Regions from separate parts of the Homo sapiens genome. Here regions 2 and 3 are each linked to region 1. Evidence: read pairs that join two places in POLR2A ChIA-PET (ENCODE). Cell type or tissue: OCI-LY7. All regions are shown on one strand. Each heading gives the region's core, and the rest is flanking DNA. Links, peaks and the distances in the headings are about the cores only.

Region 1 (6,364 bases), core at 627-5,626:
CAGTAGATGCCCCTTATTTTGTTCATTTCAATTTTCAAGTCTGAGAAAATCGCTATTAAGACAATGACCTGTTCCCAGTTGGGTCACAGCACTGTGCCCCATTCCTATGGGCCCCCCAAAACATTGGGAATACAAAGTAATAGTGGAAAAAACTGGGAACAAATCGTTCTATGTGTTTCCAAGTCAGCTGCAATTTTGAGTAGTGACCTCCTTTTAAAACATGTGCATGGAGGGTGAGATGGCCCGGGTGGGGCCATTTGATGAGATCAAATCAGTTACTCATTTGATCCAGAGCACAAAGGTTGCCCCAGCAGCAGGGAATGGGGGACCTGCCCTCGCCCTGAGATCCTCCCACCTCAACACTCAGGCACTTCATGACGAGCAAAAGTAAAGCATCTCTCCCTTTCTACCCTATAACATGCTTTTTAAAAGCAAATATTCTATTATGGAAAGTTGAAAACATTCATAAAAGTAGAGAGAATAAGTAGTACCATGATCCTCCACACTCTCTTTTCAGCTTCAACACCATTCTTTCTTCTACTCTACCACTTTCACTTTTTTTTTTTTTTGCTGGCATATTTTAAGGCCCTCATTCATTATTTCACTTGTAAAAACTTCAGTATATTGCTCTAAAGCACTAAAAAAAAAAATCACAATACCATTATCACATCCAACATAATTTAAAACAATTCCTTAATACGTCAAGTTCAGTAAATATTATTCAATTTTCCTCCATTTCTTTGAAAATGTCTTTTTGCAGTTGATTTGTTCAAGTTATATAATGCACCTTGTTATCACACTATTTCCACATTGCCTTGTTCAGCCACGTTCTAAATAAAAAATCCAGTTTTCTCACCATTATCTGTCTAAATCCATTTAAGAGTCTCACCCAAACAGCAATGGATTATGTAAGCAAATACTTCAACATCCCAGCAGCCAACACCCTTAATTATTTAACTGAGGCAATGAAACACACCTTAATGAAAATACTGTACCAATATACACTACATATATGTTTACAAATAAAGTGATTCCAATCTCATATTTATGTGCTAAGCTTTAACCAAGTGACCTGTGGTTCAATTTTCTCTTTAAAAACATAACAGGCCAGGCGCAGTGGCTCACGCCTGTAATCCCAGCACTTTGGGAGGCTGAGGCGGGCGGATCATGAGGTCAGGAGATCAAGACTGTCCTGGCTAACATGGTGAAACCCCGTCTCTACTAAAAAATACAAAAAAAATTAGCCGAGTGTGATGGCTGGCGCCTGTAGTCCCAGCTACTCGGGAGGCTGAGGCAGGAGAATGGCGTGAACCCGGGAGGTGGAGCTTGCGGTGAGTCCAGATCACACCACTGCACTCCAGCCTGGGCGACAGACAGAGACTCCGTCTCAAAAAAAAAAAAAAAAAACAAACAAAAAAGACAAGGCTGGATCCCAAGACATATTTTATAAGAAATTTACAGATGAAGTAATGGTGCAATAGGTAAAATACTATCAAAACAATCATTTCCCTGAACCACAGCACCTGAGAAAGGATGGAAGAGTAAGTGGGTTTGGAAATGATGGACTTATCACCAAACCCTTGCAAAAACAAGTTCTTGAAGAAAGACCATCATGGTTCACTGTCCAACCCAAAAGTGATTTACCAGAAAACCAACAAAAACACATCACAGTGGGCCCACTCCTAAGTCACTCTGCCCAGTGGTTTTAACGCTTCAAAGAGTCAGTAAAGAATGAAAGTTAATTCTAGCTCTTGCCAAAGCCTAGGTGAAAATTTACAGTAGCACGCTCACCACCCCCTGACGATGTATTAGACATGTGTCTTTCCCCCTGCAATATAAGCTTCTTGAAAGCAGGTCTTTCTTTCAGGAGGGGCTGAGGAAGGCACGGCTCCCTTTACAACTCCAAACAGAAAGCCCATTTTATTTAGTCAGACCAGCATCTCCTTTCCAGAGCATTTTGCCATTGAGGAAAGGTGGGACAATGTGCATTTCAGGCTCAAATACACATTAGCAGGAAATGGGTTCCACCATTCACTGGATGTGACTGTCAACCAAGCAGGTGATAATCCTTTAAAAGCCTCTTTTTGTTCACCAATGTCTCCCCAGTACCTGAAAACCTGGCACAAAGTAGGTGCTCTATTTGTTGAATGAATGAACTTTATGCAGGGTGGTTGTACAGGTGTACCTAACATCAATAACTTAAGAAGAATGCGTGTGTGGAGTTCCGAGCTAAGGAATCCTAGTGGCCAACCCTGAAATCAATTCCTTATCTATGGGGAACATCTGAACCCCCAGCCCACAAGCACTTTAAGGCTGCCAGGTGGAGGCTGTTAGGGGGAGTATGTTAAGTAAGAATGCTGTGTAAACTGCATGCTTTTTCCAAGCTTTCGGGAAGCAGTTGCTGTTCTGTCCAACCCACCACCACTGGACTGTCCCATATGTAAATTTCCAATAAACCTGATGCTATCCCTGTTGAAGTCAACAGAGGTCTAGCAAGACAGCTGTGTTCATCGTGGCAGCAAAAGGACAAACAACAAGGTTACATTTACTTACTACATTATTTCATCGGGCTGCTAAGTTAGAGGAAAAGAATGACCATCACGAGCTAGTAAAGCTTTTAATCAGATTAGAATTTTATCAGGTACAAGTGGAACCGCACAGCCCTTACTGACCAGGGCCAGGCATAAGGCCAGGTGCTTCCCATGTGCCATCTTAGCAGGCATCCCAGGCGGGCACGCAGGATCTTGTTTACAGATGAGGAGGCAGAGGGAGGTGAAAAAACTTGCCCAAGATTACCCACTAGGAGGCAGGTATGTTTACCTATTTGCTCGTCCTTCTTCCCTCTATTTATCCTGCCAATAAACAAGAATTTAAAGTTTGCTATAAAATAATAATGCTAAACAACAAACAAACAAACTTGGGCCAGGCATAGTGGCTCATGGCTATAATGCCAACACTTTGAGAGACTGAGGCAGGAGGATGGCTTGAGGCCAGGTGTTTGAGACCAGCCTGCACAAAACAGTGTGAAACTTCATCTCTATAGAAATAAAAATAAAAAGATTAGTCAGGTGTGGTAGTGAGCGCCTGCGGTCCCCCAGGAGTTCAAGGCTGTGGTGAGCTATGATTGTACCACTGCACTCGTGCTTGAGCAACAGAGCAAGACCGCATCTCAAAAACACAAAAACAACACCTATCCTCTTGCTTTGCTGCCAGAAAAGACAAAAAGCACAAATAAACAAGCACCTGACAGCGTTATAGGTGGAGACCGAGTTCTATGAGTGCAGTAAAGTGGGGCACGGCACAGAGATGGAGCTGTACTTTAGACAGGGTGTTCTGAATCAGGAATGGACTTACAAAACATCTGCAGTCAGAAATTCACATACAGACTATAGTAGATCAAAAGCTCATTTTAAACTATCAATGAGGAAAAAAGCAATTCATTTACATAACATTCTCTTTCCAACTCAAACATCAGGTACAAATTGCTTTCTTTTAGCATATGCCAGAAATCTGTCATTACACAATAGCTTAGCAAGTGTGACACAAGATACTGCCACTTTCTCTACACAAAGACCCACCCAAACACCAGCTTTGTTTAAAACATTACCTCAGCACCACGATGCCTCTCCTCAGTAGTTTCTGAGTCCATGCTCAGAGTCCATGATGTGCTCAACATTGGCTAACAAAACACATTCTGTTCTTTGAGAACAATTTTTTAAAAACTGGAACCAATGGGGTGGATCTGCTTCCAAATATTAGTCCAGCCATAAAATATATACAAGGTTAGAATAAATGCTTAACAATAATTATTTTTATGCTAGAAGCAGGAGTTGGTCCATTTGTTTCTCTAAAGAGCCAGCCAGTAAGTATTTTAGGCTTTGAGGGTCTTACTTGGAGTCCGTTGCATATTGTTGTTTTTAAAATCCTTCAAAAATATAAAAACCATTTTTAGCTGGGAGACCAAATAAAAACAGGCCACAGCCAGACTCGGCCCTAAGATGATAGTTTACCTACCCCATCCTAAAGTAAAAACAATTATTTACAGTATCTGAAATGACAACTGTCCACACAGGCAGTTTAAAATTGATCTCTCAGGCAAAAATGGAAAACAAAATTAGGTTGCAGAAGTGACTTCTAACTTAAAAATATGAGCAAAATCTGATATACTGACTACTAGAGTTTGATCCTCAGGTGATACTGGTTCCTCTCCTATCAATAAAAGGTGGGTCATGGTGAGATATTTTTTATTTTGCTTTTAAGGTTTTGTTTTCAAGTATATTAGATTAAAAGGATAACTTAATGAAGTTTTACATTTCCTTTGAAACAGCATTACTGTTTGCCTGTAAGTGTTAAGAACGGGTTAATGAATAAAGGAAAACAGAACTGACCACTGCTGACTGGGAAGCCCACATCCCTCCACACTTACCCAAAGGATCTTACCAGCCGGGAGGCCCTCCCTGGTCTCCAGGGCACACTTCTCTTCTGTGAAGACCTCTATCATGCACTACACTGCATTGTAATTGCTTACATATCTGCTTTCACTAGGAGACTGAGAACTCCTTAAAGGCAAAACCAATCTTATTTTTATTGTCCCTGCACCAAGCACATAATGGGATATAATAGCGCTTCAAAACATGAAGGTGGTACCCATGTGACTGATAAGGGAATTCCGACTAGAACACACAGAGAGAGGATGGACATGAGACAAAATCAGAGTCCTCCCTTTTACTAAGATAACCCAAACTGTTCATATTGCTTTTTCCTTGAGAAGACCAATGGACAAACTTTACCCGTTTATAGGAACCCAGAGTTTTTACCTAACAGGGTTAAGTTTGAAAAACATTTGCGGGGTAGGGAAACACAAAAGAAACACATAAAGCTTACAGCATCTTAAGATGAGTTGTTTGGATTTCACTGATAAAAACTTTGTCTCCGTTTATCTTATGTAACATTCTTTCCACTTAAAAACTAACTCCCATTTTACGGCTGACGAAATTTAGGTTCACAGATGCTAAATGGCTTCCCCAAATACAGGTAAGCAGTAAATTAGCTATGAAATTCTCTTTATAGCTCTTTGTGGTTTCATTTTGAAAAAAATTATGTGTATTAACTATATCAAGCATTTCAGTCAAAAGTCTCTAAGTCACATTATAGCACAAGGGTTTTGTTTGGTTCTGAAAACTACCCAAGTCTGGAAAAATCTTTTTATGTCAACAGGCATGGATGGTAAATACATCAGAAGGAAAATAATGCAAACTTTGGTCTTTTCAACACACATTTACTGCTGAAATTAAAAACTAATTGGAGTACTTGGGGAGTCTCAAGGTAGTTACTACTGAAATGAAATAAGGGATAATTCAAAATGCATTCACTGACTTTGAAAGCAGACTGAATTTCACTGCTTCAGAATAGAGCTGAAACATCTAACTACCATTAGAAAGCAGACTGAATTTCACTGCTTCAGAATAGAGCTGAAACATCTAACTACCATTAGAAAGCAGGTATATCAAACCACCCTAAGAATCTCCAAATTGTCAAAGAGATATAAAAGTTTAAGTTAAAAAAATTAAGAAAAAAATTATAGTTCACTAAATGATACTGTTTTCCTTTCCCAAACTATAATTATTCAACATTTGTTAGAAATCACATTATCAGCCAGGCATGGTGGCTCACACCTATAATCTCAACATTTTGGAAGGCCAAGGTAGGAGGATAGCTTGAGCTCAGGAATTTGAGACTAGCCGCCTGGGCCACACAGTGAGATCTTGTTTCACAAAAAAATAAAAAATTAGCTGGGTGTGGTAGTGTGTGCCTGTGGTCCCAGTTACCCAGGAGGCTGAGGTGGGAAGATCACTTGAGCCAAGGGTGGGGGCCGGGGCACTGAGGCTGCAGTGAGCTGTGACTGTGCCACTGCACTCCAGCCTGGGTGACAGAGTGAGACCCTGTTTCCAAAAAAAAAAAATTCACATTATTTCATTAACAAAAGAGGCCAGTGTGGAAGGAATAAAAGAGGAACAAGGAATGGGATCTCTTACTTCCCTACCATTTATAGGGAAGGTCTAGCCTCTTTTTTTCTCTTTGAAAACAAAGAGCCAAAATGTGAGAGACCACTGGGCACTGCCAAATGAAGCTGTTACTGGACTCCCTGCAGAGAGAAACTCAAGTCAGAAGAATATTATGTTGAATGGCCTGCCCAAGTATAGGTAAGCAGTAAATTAGCTATGAAATTCTTGTTTTTATGGCTCTTTTTCACAGAGTCATCCTAGCCCCTATTCGAGTCCCAAATACCAATAACAGCACTCCTGGCATTTCAGCCGGACTGTAAGGCGGCTGGGCATCAAGTGACTGCTTTCACCCAAATGGG
Region 2 (6,364 bases), core at 528-5,527, 54 kb after region 1:
TTTTTTGGCAGCTCCTGCCTGAGGTTTATCTACAAATGACACAGAAAGGACACCAGGCCCATTCAGATGGCAACCCAGGAAGACACCAGTCCTTCTGTCCTCACATTAACAGAAGGAGGCCTCTGCTCGAGAGCCTTCATGGGGGCTGAGGAACCTTTGGGAGCCTGAGCTGATGGAGACTGGGCCTAAGCCTTTGGCCTACAGAGTCTGAGACCCTGGTGATGTGGGCGCCCCAGGCAATGTGGGCACCAGTACACTTCCTGAACTTGGGCTGAGCAATGAGGACAAGTCAATTGAGCCTGTGGCTTTGGGGATCTGCCTTGGGATTTCTGAGGGCCCTGATGGCCTCTGCAAGTACACTCCCAGCCTTGGCATTGTTGACCTGCTTCTTCTCCAGGCCCTATTTTTTTTCTTTTTTTGAGACAGTGTTTCCCTCTTGTTGCCCAGGCTGGAGTGCAATGGCACGATCTCGGCTCACCGCAACCTCCGCCTCCTAGGTTCAAGCAATTCTCCTACCTCAGCCTCCTGAGTAGCTGGGATTACAGGCATGTGCCACCATGCCCAGCTAATTTTTTGTATTTTTAGTAGAGACGGGGTTTCTCCATATTAGTCAGGCTGGTGTCGAACTCCCAACCTCAGGTGATCTCCCCGCCTCAGCCTCCCAAAGTGCTGGGACTGTATACAGGCGTGAGCCACTGCGCCTGCCCTGTCCAGATCCTTTTTGTGCTTCTTTGCAAACTATATGTTTCTCAGGAACATCTTCATGGTTTATTGATGCCATGTGTGTGTCATTTTGAGGACTGGTTGTGTGCGACGTAGTTGTTAGACTTATCCATGTTTGCACTCTAGTCGGCCAATGATTTAACTTTGATCGCTTGATTCAGGTGGTATCCGTCAGGTTTTTCCACCATCAGTTACTTATTTTCTCTTTGTTTTTAATAAGTACTTATTTGAGACTATATAAATGTCCTATTCCTCATCAAACTTTCAGTCACTAGTTTTAGCATCCATTGAAGTTTCTTCCTTAATTATTACTATGATGGTTAGCAAAAGCTGATTTTCTAATTCTGTCATTCTATCTACACTTACTGGTTGCACGCTACTATAACATTGAGCTTTCCCTTTTAATATCTATCTATCTATCTATCTATCTATCTATCTATCTATCTACCTCAGTATGGACTTGTGGATTCCTATTTTATTCGATGAATTTATCATCTCTTATTACCATTATATATCTTGATACTTTAATTGTTCCAGACTTGGCTAGTGAGAGCACATTCAAGTTGGCTTCTGTGTCCTTTGGACTTATTTCCATTATACTTTGAGTGCTTCCTGACTTTCTGGCCAAACAAGATGTTCTAGGCTCCTTCTGTACTTTCTCTGACTCAGCCGTGGAACCAGGAAGCCCTGCTCCTTTTAATAGAGAATGATTTTTAGAAACCAAGATTTTGGTGATAGGTGTGCTTGCTGCTATTGGGATCTCACTGCTTTAGTATCTTTTAATAGTCAGAACTAGAAAATATATGCGTGTACACGCACACACACACACACAGATACTGAAAACCTACAGTGCATATTGATGCCTCCAATTCCAAAGCAATGCTACATGGTTTATTCAGCTTCTCCCCTTTCATACTTGTAACTCCCCCTTTCAACAGTAAGAAACCCGACACTCATTATCCTGAATATATTTACTTATTTGCTCAATCTCTCTGTATGAAACTAGTCTACTGACTCTGCCAGGCCACTGCCCTGCTTAGCAAACTCTCTTTGTGTGGGCCACTGATCTCAAGGGCTTTAGAACTGAATTATTAAGGAAAGAAGACAGGAAAGCCTTGGTTTGCTTTTAGAATGGGAATATTATAGATTGTAAAGACCTTATATGTGTGGATCAGCAACACTAGCAACATGGATCAGCTTAGGAAGGTGACTTGGTCAGGCGCGGTGGCTCACGCCTATAATCCCAGCACTTTGAGAGGCTGACGAGGGCAGATCATGAGGTCAAGAGATTGAGACCATCCTGGCCAACATGGTGAAACCCTGTCTCTATTAAAAACACAAAAATTAGCTGGGTGTGGTGGTGTTCGCCTGCAGTCCCAGCTACTCCGGGAGGCTAAGGCAGGAGAATCGCTTGAACCTGGAAGGTGGAGGTTGCAGTGAGCCAAGATTGCGCCACTGCACTCCAGCCTGGTGACAGAGCAAGACTCCATCTCAAAAAAAAAAAAAAAAAAAGAAGGTGACTTCAGAAGTTCTGATTTTATGTCCTTTTTTCACTAACAATCTGTGACACACTTTATGTACAGAGATGAAGTAGGGCTTCTGGATATCCTGAAGTCCCTAGGTTACTGAGACTGTCAGGTATTGCTATTTTGGATATTGCATTTAAAGAGAAGTTTGCTATATTTTATGCATGTTTAGGTGTTTTCATAGTGAATGTGTTTTCAAATTAGATTGGCCTCTTTTCAAAATATATAAGGCTGGGCGCAGTGGCTCACGCCTGTAATCCCAGCACTTTGGGAGGCTGAGGTGGGTGGATCACGAGATCAGGAGATCGAGACCATCCTGGCTAACACGGTGAAACCCCGTCTCTACTAAAAATACAAAAAAATTAGCCGGGCATGGTGGTATGCGCCTGTAGTCCCAACTACTCGGGAGGCTGAGGCAGGAGAATGGCGGGAACCCAGGAGGCGGAGCTTGCGAGCCGAGATCTCGCCACTGCACTCTAGCCTGGCCACAGAGCGAGACTCAGTCTCAAAAAATATATGTGTGTGTGTGTGTGTGTGTGTGTGTGTGTGTGTGTGTGTGTGTGTGTGCGTGTATACACATACATACAGAGAGAGAGAGAGAGGGAGAGAGACAAGATCTCACTATGTTACCCAAGCTGGTTTCAAACCTCTGAGCTCAAGTGATCCTCCCGTCTCAGCCTCCCAAAGTGGTAGGATTACAGGCATGAGCCACTATGCCCAGCCAGATTGTTCCCTTTATTACCAGAAATTTTGGTCTTGAACACGAGTTTGAAAGTATCTTAGTTGAGTAATTCCTCTGAAAAGTCTGCCTGTACTTCTACTGGCAAGTAAACTGTTAATGTGGCCAGGTCTAGAATGAAGGCCACTGGCTACCCCCTGGAAACTTCCAGTCCTTGGAGAATGCCTGGGAAACCTCTGGAAAACATCCAGACATCAGGCCTTTCCAAGGTCTGCCCATCTTGACTCCTATGCCTGGTGGAGTGAACCAGCTCATTCTAAGAGGCTTTCGGGCACCTCTGTGAAGCTGCTCACTCAAGAGTCCATGCAATCACCACACAGAGTTTCAGCCACTGACCCATCATCCAAAGTGAGCAGCTTTGGAGAAGGGGCTCATGCCCCAGGACTAGGTGAATGTGTCTCATGATTCCTCCCCGCAGCCATAAAAGACTTTATTTTGCATTCCGTGCATTTTTAGGATTGCTGCTGTAAAATGCTACTCTGGTGAGCCATCCTGCCCAGATCCACCTAAATGTGGTACAATTCCTTAGTTTCACTGTGGAGGAAATAATCAAGACTCCTCAAAGCAAGGCACAGCGAATGGCTTGAACACTTCTGAATTTCATTCTGATGGATTTTGATCCCATATTCTTTGAGACAGCTGTTTCTGTAGAATCGGTGACTTCTTTCCAGACTCAGATGTACCTCTGAACTGATTTTTAGCTGTTCATTCTGTACTATGCATTTCTTGTGCTCTGATTTTTTTTTTTTTTTTTTTGCAGGAATGCTGCCTTCATATCACCAGTAGTGTTTATGTTAGAATGTGCCCCTTCAGTGACTGTGGCAGTCTGCAATGTATTAATCCACTCAATGGCTAGGGCCTTTAACGAGTATTATATACTTCCAAGAAGGTGCTAGCAGAGAGCCTCACCATGCATTTTACAGCAAAGAAGTGAGCAATGTCATTAAGACACCCTCCAACTTGCAGTTTTTAGACAGAAGGCCAATTCTGTATGTATAAGAACACTGTATGTATTAAACGTGGTAATGATCTCCCAGGCTGCTGGAACCATTTGTTCACTATCACAGAACCATGACTGATGACATCTGGTAAAATGCTTTCCCTAAAAATCCTGCAAATTCACCTGACGTTCTGGTTCTGGGTAAAACAGAGACAGTAAAATATCTTGAGGCAAATATTAAGGACAATACCACAGCCCAGGAGAACTGGACACTAGAGCCGAGTCTTCCCTTTTTCTTCCTTCTGTACAGCATGGAAAGCCAGTCAGCAGGCTCCAGGAAGCAGCCTTTCTGATATTCTCTTTGCTTTTTTTTTTGAGACAGAGTCTCGCTCTGTCACCCAGGCTGGAGTGCAGTGGCACAATCTCGGCTCACTGCAACCTCTGCCTCCCGGGTTCAAGCAATTCTCCTGCCTCAGCCTCCTGAGTAGCTGGGACTACAGGCACGCACCATCATGCCTGGCTAATTGCTGTATTTTTAGTTGAGACGGGGTTTCGCTGTGTTGGCCAGGCTGGTCTCGAACTCCTGACCTCAAGCGAGCTACCAGCTTCGGCCTCCCAAAGTGCTGGGATTACAGGCGTGAGCCACTGGGGCTCCCCACTCTGATATTCTCTCAACTGCCTGTAAGCTCCACACTGCCCTCAGGATGGTGGTCTAATGCCTTAGCGTGGCTGTCAAGCCATCTGTGTTTTGACTGACCTTATCCCCCGACACTCCCAGATCGTGAGCCTTGTGCTTGGTGTTGCCTACAATCTCCATAGCCTTCCCCATCCTTCCACCTTTGCACACCTACTTAAATTCCTCCATGGTTGCAATTAGCTCTCAGCTGCCTTATTTGCTTATTCATCTCTCACTCCACTAGACTGCAAGCCCTTCCATAGCAGGAAACATGAACTACTCCTATTTATTCCTATGTACATGCTTGGGACATAGAAAGCAAGAATTATTTGTTGAACGACTGGATGGATGAATGAATGCTTCAAAAGAGCCATTTAAAATGTAGATTCTCATTGAATGCTCAGGTTTCAGGGTGATGGCTGTGTTCACTTGTTTAGCAATAGTAGAGGACATTTTCACTACCTGCTAGCGTTTGGCTCCTCAGTTTTGTTTAATAGAAGATGTAGTATTGGGGCAACAGTAATGAGTTAGAGAACAGGCAGGTTTTCAACAGCAGCCCTTTATTGCAGCAAAAATTTATTGCAGCAAAAGATAATCTGAGCCAACCACAACCTAAATCACTGTTGCTGGCAATGACAGGAGTTAAAAGGAGAATCAAAATGATTATGTTGAACCACTCTGGCATCCGGCATCTATTACAGTGCATCCTCAGTTCATGTTACTATTTTTGTAGCTAATAACATCAGTTTTTTCAATAATTGATCTTACATATTTAATATATATGTTAATTTCACATTACTTAGATACAAGTGCTATGAAAGATTGCTAAGTCTAAAAGCAGAAGTGAATGTGGTCTAAAAAAGTGAGTTTGATGAATTTCTTTTCTATTGAGCTGGCTGCTCATTTGACTAAATCAACTAATCCACACAGGTGTTTGGGTGTCAAGTACGTGTTGCCTAAGTCATATTCTTTTGAGCTAGAAAAGTTGTTCCACTTAATTTCAAACCATTTTGTTAATACTTTCCAAATTTCTGGAAATCTGCTCATTTAAAACTTACTTGGATGTCTAATGGTTTGCAAATTTTGTATTTTAGCAGTAGTATCCACCACTACCCTGATGTGCAACACACACTGCACATTTTACAACTTTATACTTGAAGACTTAAAAGTCTCCCTTTGACTGATTAGCGGTGTTGAAAATGATGGGTCATGTCTATGATGCAAAATCAATTGACAAAAAATACTGAATGGCTTTAAAAGGGAAAAGCATCTCTGAATTATGTTTGTAAAGGAACATCTTTAATTTTTCTTAAATTCTACTTTCTGTTCTTAGTTTTTTGTCTTTTTTTCTTTTTCTTTTTTATTTAGAGATGGGGTCTCACTGCATTGCTCAGGCTGGTCTGAAACTCCTGGCTTCAAGTAATCCTCCCACCTTGGCCTCCCAAAGTACTGGCATTACAGGCATGAGCTACTGTGCCCAGCCCAATGTTTTGCTTTTCAATAAACTTTGTTTTCTTTTTTATTTATTTAGTCTTACCAGACCAAATTATTTTCATTAAGAGTTATGGTCAGAGTTGGAGCTTGGGAGCAGTAAGAAGGAACAGGTTATAATAATAAAAATACTATTTCCCTAATACTTGTTTGTAAACCATGCTTTTTGTTTTTGTTTTTCAACATACCCATTTTTCTCAATAGGCTATATTGCTGAAAAGTTTTCAGAAAGTTCTATTAAAAAATAACCAAAGTCTTACACTTAATAG
Region 3 (5,000 bases), core at 1-5,000, 180 kb after region 1:
CAGTTACTGATTCCTTGCTTTGTCCCTTTAAGTAGGTCATGGTTCTCTGTTTGCTGTTGTTTCATGTGGATGGACGTCTATGTCTCTGCACTGAAGGATTATTTAATCCAGTCTAATCTGTCTGGCTTGTTTTGCTTTTTATTGGATATATTTTCTTAGAGTTTTTTTTTATCTTTTTTGAGACAGAGTCTCGCTCTGTCACCCTGGCTGGAGTGCAGTGGTGTGATCTTGGCTCACTGCAACCTCTGCCTCCTGGGTTCAAGCGATTCTCCTGACTCAGCCTCTCAAGTAGCTGGGATTACAGGTGCCCGCCACCATGCCTGGCTAATTTTTGTATTTTTAGTAGACGTGGGGTTTCATCATATTGGTCAGGCTGGTCTCGAACTAATGACCTCAAGCGATCTGCCTGCCTTGGCCTCCCAAAGTGCTGGGATTACAGGCATGAGACACTGCGCCCCGACAGAGATCCTTTATCACTAGATTGCTGCCTCCTTTTTGGCTCTAGGTGGTGCCTTAAGGCCAGGTTCACCTGGCTCTAGTAAATGATCAGAGCACTGCCCATCCTGAATGGGGGAGGTCCCAAAGGGGATACACTGGTAGTGTGACTGGCTAGGGGTTTGTGCCCAGGGGACCGGTACAATGTTATCTCCTACAATGTGGTGCTGCTGAACAGCCACTCTGATTTGGTGTTTCCTTTGGTTGAGTTATACAGCAGAGTGTCCAGGGCTGGAGATGGTAGTCTCACCTCCCCATTTTGTTTTTGGCTGTACTCAGGGGTATTTCTCTCTTCAGGAACTCATGATGCTTCTGGTGGGTTGAATTTCCTGCCAGGAAACCCAACATGGTAGGGAAACTAGTTGTCCACCTTGATCTTTTTCCAGTGCAGAAATCACAAGTCAGAGATAAATCCTTGCGATGGTTAATACTGAGTGTCAACTTGATTGGATTGAAGGATACCAAGTACTGATCCTGGGTGTGTCTCAGGGTGTTGCCAAAAGAGACTATCATCTGAGTCAGTAGGCTGGGAAAGGCAGACCCACCCTTAATCGGGGTGGGCACAATCTAATCAACTGCCAGAGTGGCTAGAATATAAGCAGGCAGAAAAATGTGGAAAGAGAGACTGGCCTAGCCCCCCAGCCTACATCTTTCTCCTGTGCTGGATGCTTCCTGCCCTTGAACACTGAACTCCAAGTTCTTCAGTTTTGGAGCCTGGACTGGCTCTCCTTGCTCCTCAGCCTGCAGATGGCCTATTGTGGGACCTCGTGATTGTGTGACTTAATACTTAATAAACTCTCCTTTATATATATATATATCTATTCCATTTGTTCTGTCCCTCTAGAGAACCCTAATACAATCCTCCACACCCTTAGTGCCAGGCAGACTAGAAGGAGAGATACTGTAGACATGAACGTCTGATTCTCCTACCATCTCCTTGAAGCTTTTTCACTTTTCTGTAGCCCTGGGAACTGCTTCTTCCTTCAACTTGAGCTTTAGAATATTGCTGGTGGTAATCTTGGCACTGTACATTTGTTCTTGATTTTCTTTTGCAGGGGGAGTGAAGCCAGCCTGCTTCTATGCTGCCATTTTGGAACTCCTGAAAAATATTTTCACTGGATTAGAATTAGAGCTTGATAGTTCTTTAAGGACTTGAAAAATATTGTGCCACTTTCTTGTCTCCATGTTTTAGGTAAGAAATCCACTGCCATTTAAATCATTGTTCTCCTTTAGCTAACGTGTAATTTCTTTCTGGCTAATTTCAAAATGTTTTTTTTTTTAATTTTCAAAAGTTTGATCTTGATTTGTCTCGGGTAGATTTCTTTGGGTTTATCCTCTTGGGGGGTCACTTGGCTTCTTGGATCTGTAGGCCTTTTGCCAAATTTGTGGAATTTTCAAGCACGATTTCTTCAAATATTTTTCCATCTCATAGTTTTCCTCCTCTCCTTCTAGGATTCCAACAACATGAATGTAAATCTTTGTGATTGTTCTTCAGCTCTCTCAGCCTTTTTTTTTTTTTTTTGGTCTATTTTCTCTCTGTTCAGCTGGATAACTTCCGTTCTTCATTGATTCTTCTTCAAATTTACTGACTGTTTCCTATGCCATTTCCAATGTACTACTGAGTCCATCCAGTGAGTTTATTTTAGTTATTGTATTTTTCAGTTCTATAAGTTTCCATTTGGTTCACTTTTGTATCTTGTATTTCTTTGCTAAGATTTTTTTATTTGTTTCAAGAGTGTCTATAATTGCTCACTTTTCATTGAAACATTTTTGATTGTTGCTTTAAAATCCTTGTCAGGTAATTCCCACATCTGAGTCATCTTGGTTTTGTCATTTCTTGATTGTCTTTCCTCATGCAAGTTGTGACTGTCCTGATTCTTGTATGATGAATGATTTTTGTTTGTATCCTGGCTATTTTGGGTATTATATTTTAAGACTTTGGATTCTATTTAATTTTTCAGTAGGAAGTCACCCTTTTTGTTTTAGTGCACAAGCCTGAGTGGGGTTGGAAGTTCAACTTCCTGCTGGGCCCCACTGACACCACCTCAACAAAAGCAGAGGGTCAACTTGTACCAACACATTGGTGCCAGGTGGGGGTGGTAGTTCAGCTCCTTTCTAGGCTCTGTCGACACTGGTGGTGGTGTAGGGCGAGTGCAGCATTGACTAGCACTGCCTCATACCACCTTGTTACTACCAGATAGGACTGCAATTCAGCTACCCCACTGGGTTTGCTGGCACCACCCCAGAAAGAGTGGGGCACTGACTTGTGCCATCTCCTACTACCTCATTGGTACTGGGTGAAGGTGACAGTTCAGCTTCCTGCTCCACCCTTGTTGATACCACCTCAGTGGGAGAAGCAGGGAACCCCTGGAGGTTCTAATGCAGGAGATCCAGGATAGGGCTGAAGTGTATATACATACATACATATATATATGTTTATTAAGTTAACCATTGCTTCAGACTAATAGATGTTCCCCAACTTATGTGGTTTATGATTTTTCAGCTTTATGATGATACAAAAGTATCCACAGAAAATGTACTTTGAATACTCATACAACCATTCTATTTTTCACTTTAATATTTCATAAATTATATGAGATATTCAGTACTTTATTATAAAATAGGCTTTGTGTTAGATGATTTTTCCCAACTGTAGGCTAATGAGCACTGTTTTTTTTTTTTTTTTTTTTGTAGACAGGGTCTCATTCTGGGAACATACCTTAGGTGGGTTCTTCACATCCCTCATTTGACATTCAACAACATTCTCTCTAACGTGGATTTGAATGCTATTATTCATCTTTAACTTCTTTTTAATCACGTATTTCTTGATACTCCCTGCCTCAGACTCCGATTCAGGGCACACTGAGCTTCCCTCAATTCCTTAACCTTCTAGGTTGTATTTTTGTTTTTGTTTTTTGAGACAGGGTTTCCCTCTGTCACCCAGGCTGGAGTGCAGTGGTGTGATCACAGCTCACTGCAGCCTTGTCCTCCTGGGCTCAATCAATCCTTCTGCCTCAGCCTCCCAAGTAGCTGGGACTACAGGGGCGTGCCACCATGCCCAGCTAATTTTTGTGGGGTTTTTTTTTTTTTTTTTTGTAGAGACAGGGTTACCCACATTGCCCAGGCTGGTCTCAAGCGCCTGGGCTCAAGTGATCTGCCCACCTTGGCCTCCCAAACTGCTAGGATTACAGGCGTGAGCCACCACGCCTGGCCTCTGAGCATATTTAAGGTAGGCTATGCTATGTTATGGTGTTCGGCAGGTTTGGTGTTTTAAATTCATTTTCAGTGTTCAGTGGGTTTATTGGGACGTAACCTCATCCTAAGTGGAGGAGCATCTCTATCACCATCTTGTATTAGGCACTTACATGTCATATACTGTTTATGGATTCATCTGTATTTCATTTCTGTGCCAAGAACTCACCACCCTTAATATCATACCATGTCTTACTCATCTCTGTATCCTAGGTACCCAGAACAGGACCTAAAACTCAATAAATATTTGTTGAGTGAATTAAAGAAGCAGAATTCAGACTTTTTGATTAAATAATGATAATTGTATTAGAGTATGAGATAATCTAAACAAATCTAGATGCAATAGACAAGTGCCACTCAAAATGTGGGCCTCTGGCTAGTGTCTATAAACTATTTGAACTGGTCTGTAACAATTTAAGTACAGAAATTGAGAGTAAAGGTTTAGAAATGTTTAGAATGGCAGAGTTCTGTTGAATCGAATGAAAAATTGGGGCTTTTTTTTTTGAGATGTAGTCTCACTCTGTCGCCAGACTGGAGTGCAGTGGTGCGATCTCGGCTCACTGCAACTTCTGCCTCCTGGGTTCAAGCAATTCTCCTGCCTCAGCCTCCCGGGTAGCTGGGACTACAGGCGAGCGCCACCACACCCAGCTAATTTTTGTACTTTTAGTAGAGACGGGGTTTCACCATGTTGGCCAGAATGGTCTTGATCTCCTGACCTCGTGAGCTGCCCGCCTTGGCCTCCCAAAGTGCTGGGATTACAGGCGTGAGCCACCGCGCCCGGCCAACTGGGGCTTGCTTTTTTTTTTTTTTTTTTTAGCTAATTCTTTTTTTGTGGTAAAACACACATAATGTAAAATTTATCACCTTAACCATTTTTAAGTATAAAATTCAGTGGTATTAATTACATTCACATTGTTCTATCACTGTCACCATCCTCTATCTCCGGAACTCTTTTCACCTTGCAAAACTGAAACTCTACACTCATTAAACAATAACTCCCTCCCTGGTCCCCTCATCCCCCAGCTCCTGGAAACTGTCACTGGGCTTCTATTTGTATGTCTTTTTAAAAATTTCATTTTTATAGTAATTCATCTTTATTTTATGAATGTTTTAGTCTGCAACGGATTAGAAATTAACACCAAGAAACTGATCCTTCCCCATAGATAATGTGAGAACACGGTGTTAGACTATTCAAACTGAACTTACCAGTGGCCCTGTCTGGAGTGCATAAGTGTTACCTCGAATTACCCTTC

What was found. ChIA-PET counts read pairs that join two places held together with the same protein. Peaks named below come from ENCODE experiments on the same cell type or tissue, not always from the same donor. Only the 100,000 strongest peaks of a DNase experiment are listed, where the experiment ranks them.
Region 2: POLR2A ChIA-PET joins it to region 1 with 6 read pairs; 32 of 35 experiments call an interaction of 5 or more read pairs at or near these places.
Region 3: POLR2A ChIA-PET joins it to region 1 with 7 read pairs; 9 of 35 experiments call an interaction of 5 or more read pairs at or near these places.

What each region holds. Positions count from the first base shown.
Region 1 is chr6:158,805,926-158,812,289 of GRCh38, forward strand. All of the region lies in intron 2 of EZR (ezrin), which reads right to left. Among named protein-coding and RNA genes, the nearest start is that of EZR-AS1, 8.9 kb to the right of the region's middle. In OCI-LY7, for the core only: a CTCF peak has its summit at 2,879; DNase peaks (open chromatin) are centred at 2,626, 3,156, 3,586, 4,486 and 2 weaker places; H3K4me3 peaks cover 4,790 bases; H3K27ac peaks cover 5,000 bases.
Region 2 is chr6:158,860,480-158,866,843 of GRCh38, forward strand. No RefSeq gene overlaps it. Among named protein-coding and RNA genes, the nearest start is that of LINC02901, 6.2 kb to the right of the region's middle. In OCI-LY7, for the core only: no CTCF peak of the experiment used is centred there; DNase peaks (open chromatin) are centred at 4,632 and 5,502; H3K4me3 peaks cover 1,343 bases; H3K27ac peaks cover 1,788 bases.
Region 3 is chr6:158,988,886-158,993,885 of GRCh38, forward strand. It overlaps RSPH3 (radial spoke head 3), which reads right to left. Exons shown (of 8, transcript NM_031924.8): 2 at 4,954-5,000. Among named protein-coding and RNA genes, the nearest start is that of TAGAP-AS1, 8.5 kb to the right of the region's middle. In OCI-LY7, for the core only: CTCF peaks have their summits at 2,604 and 2,810; a DNase peak (open chromatin) is centred at 2,596.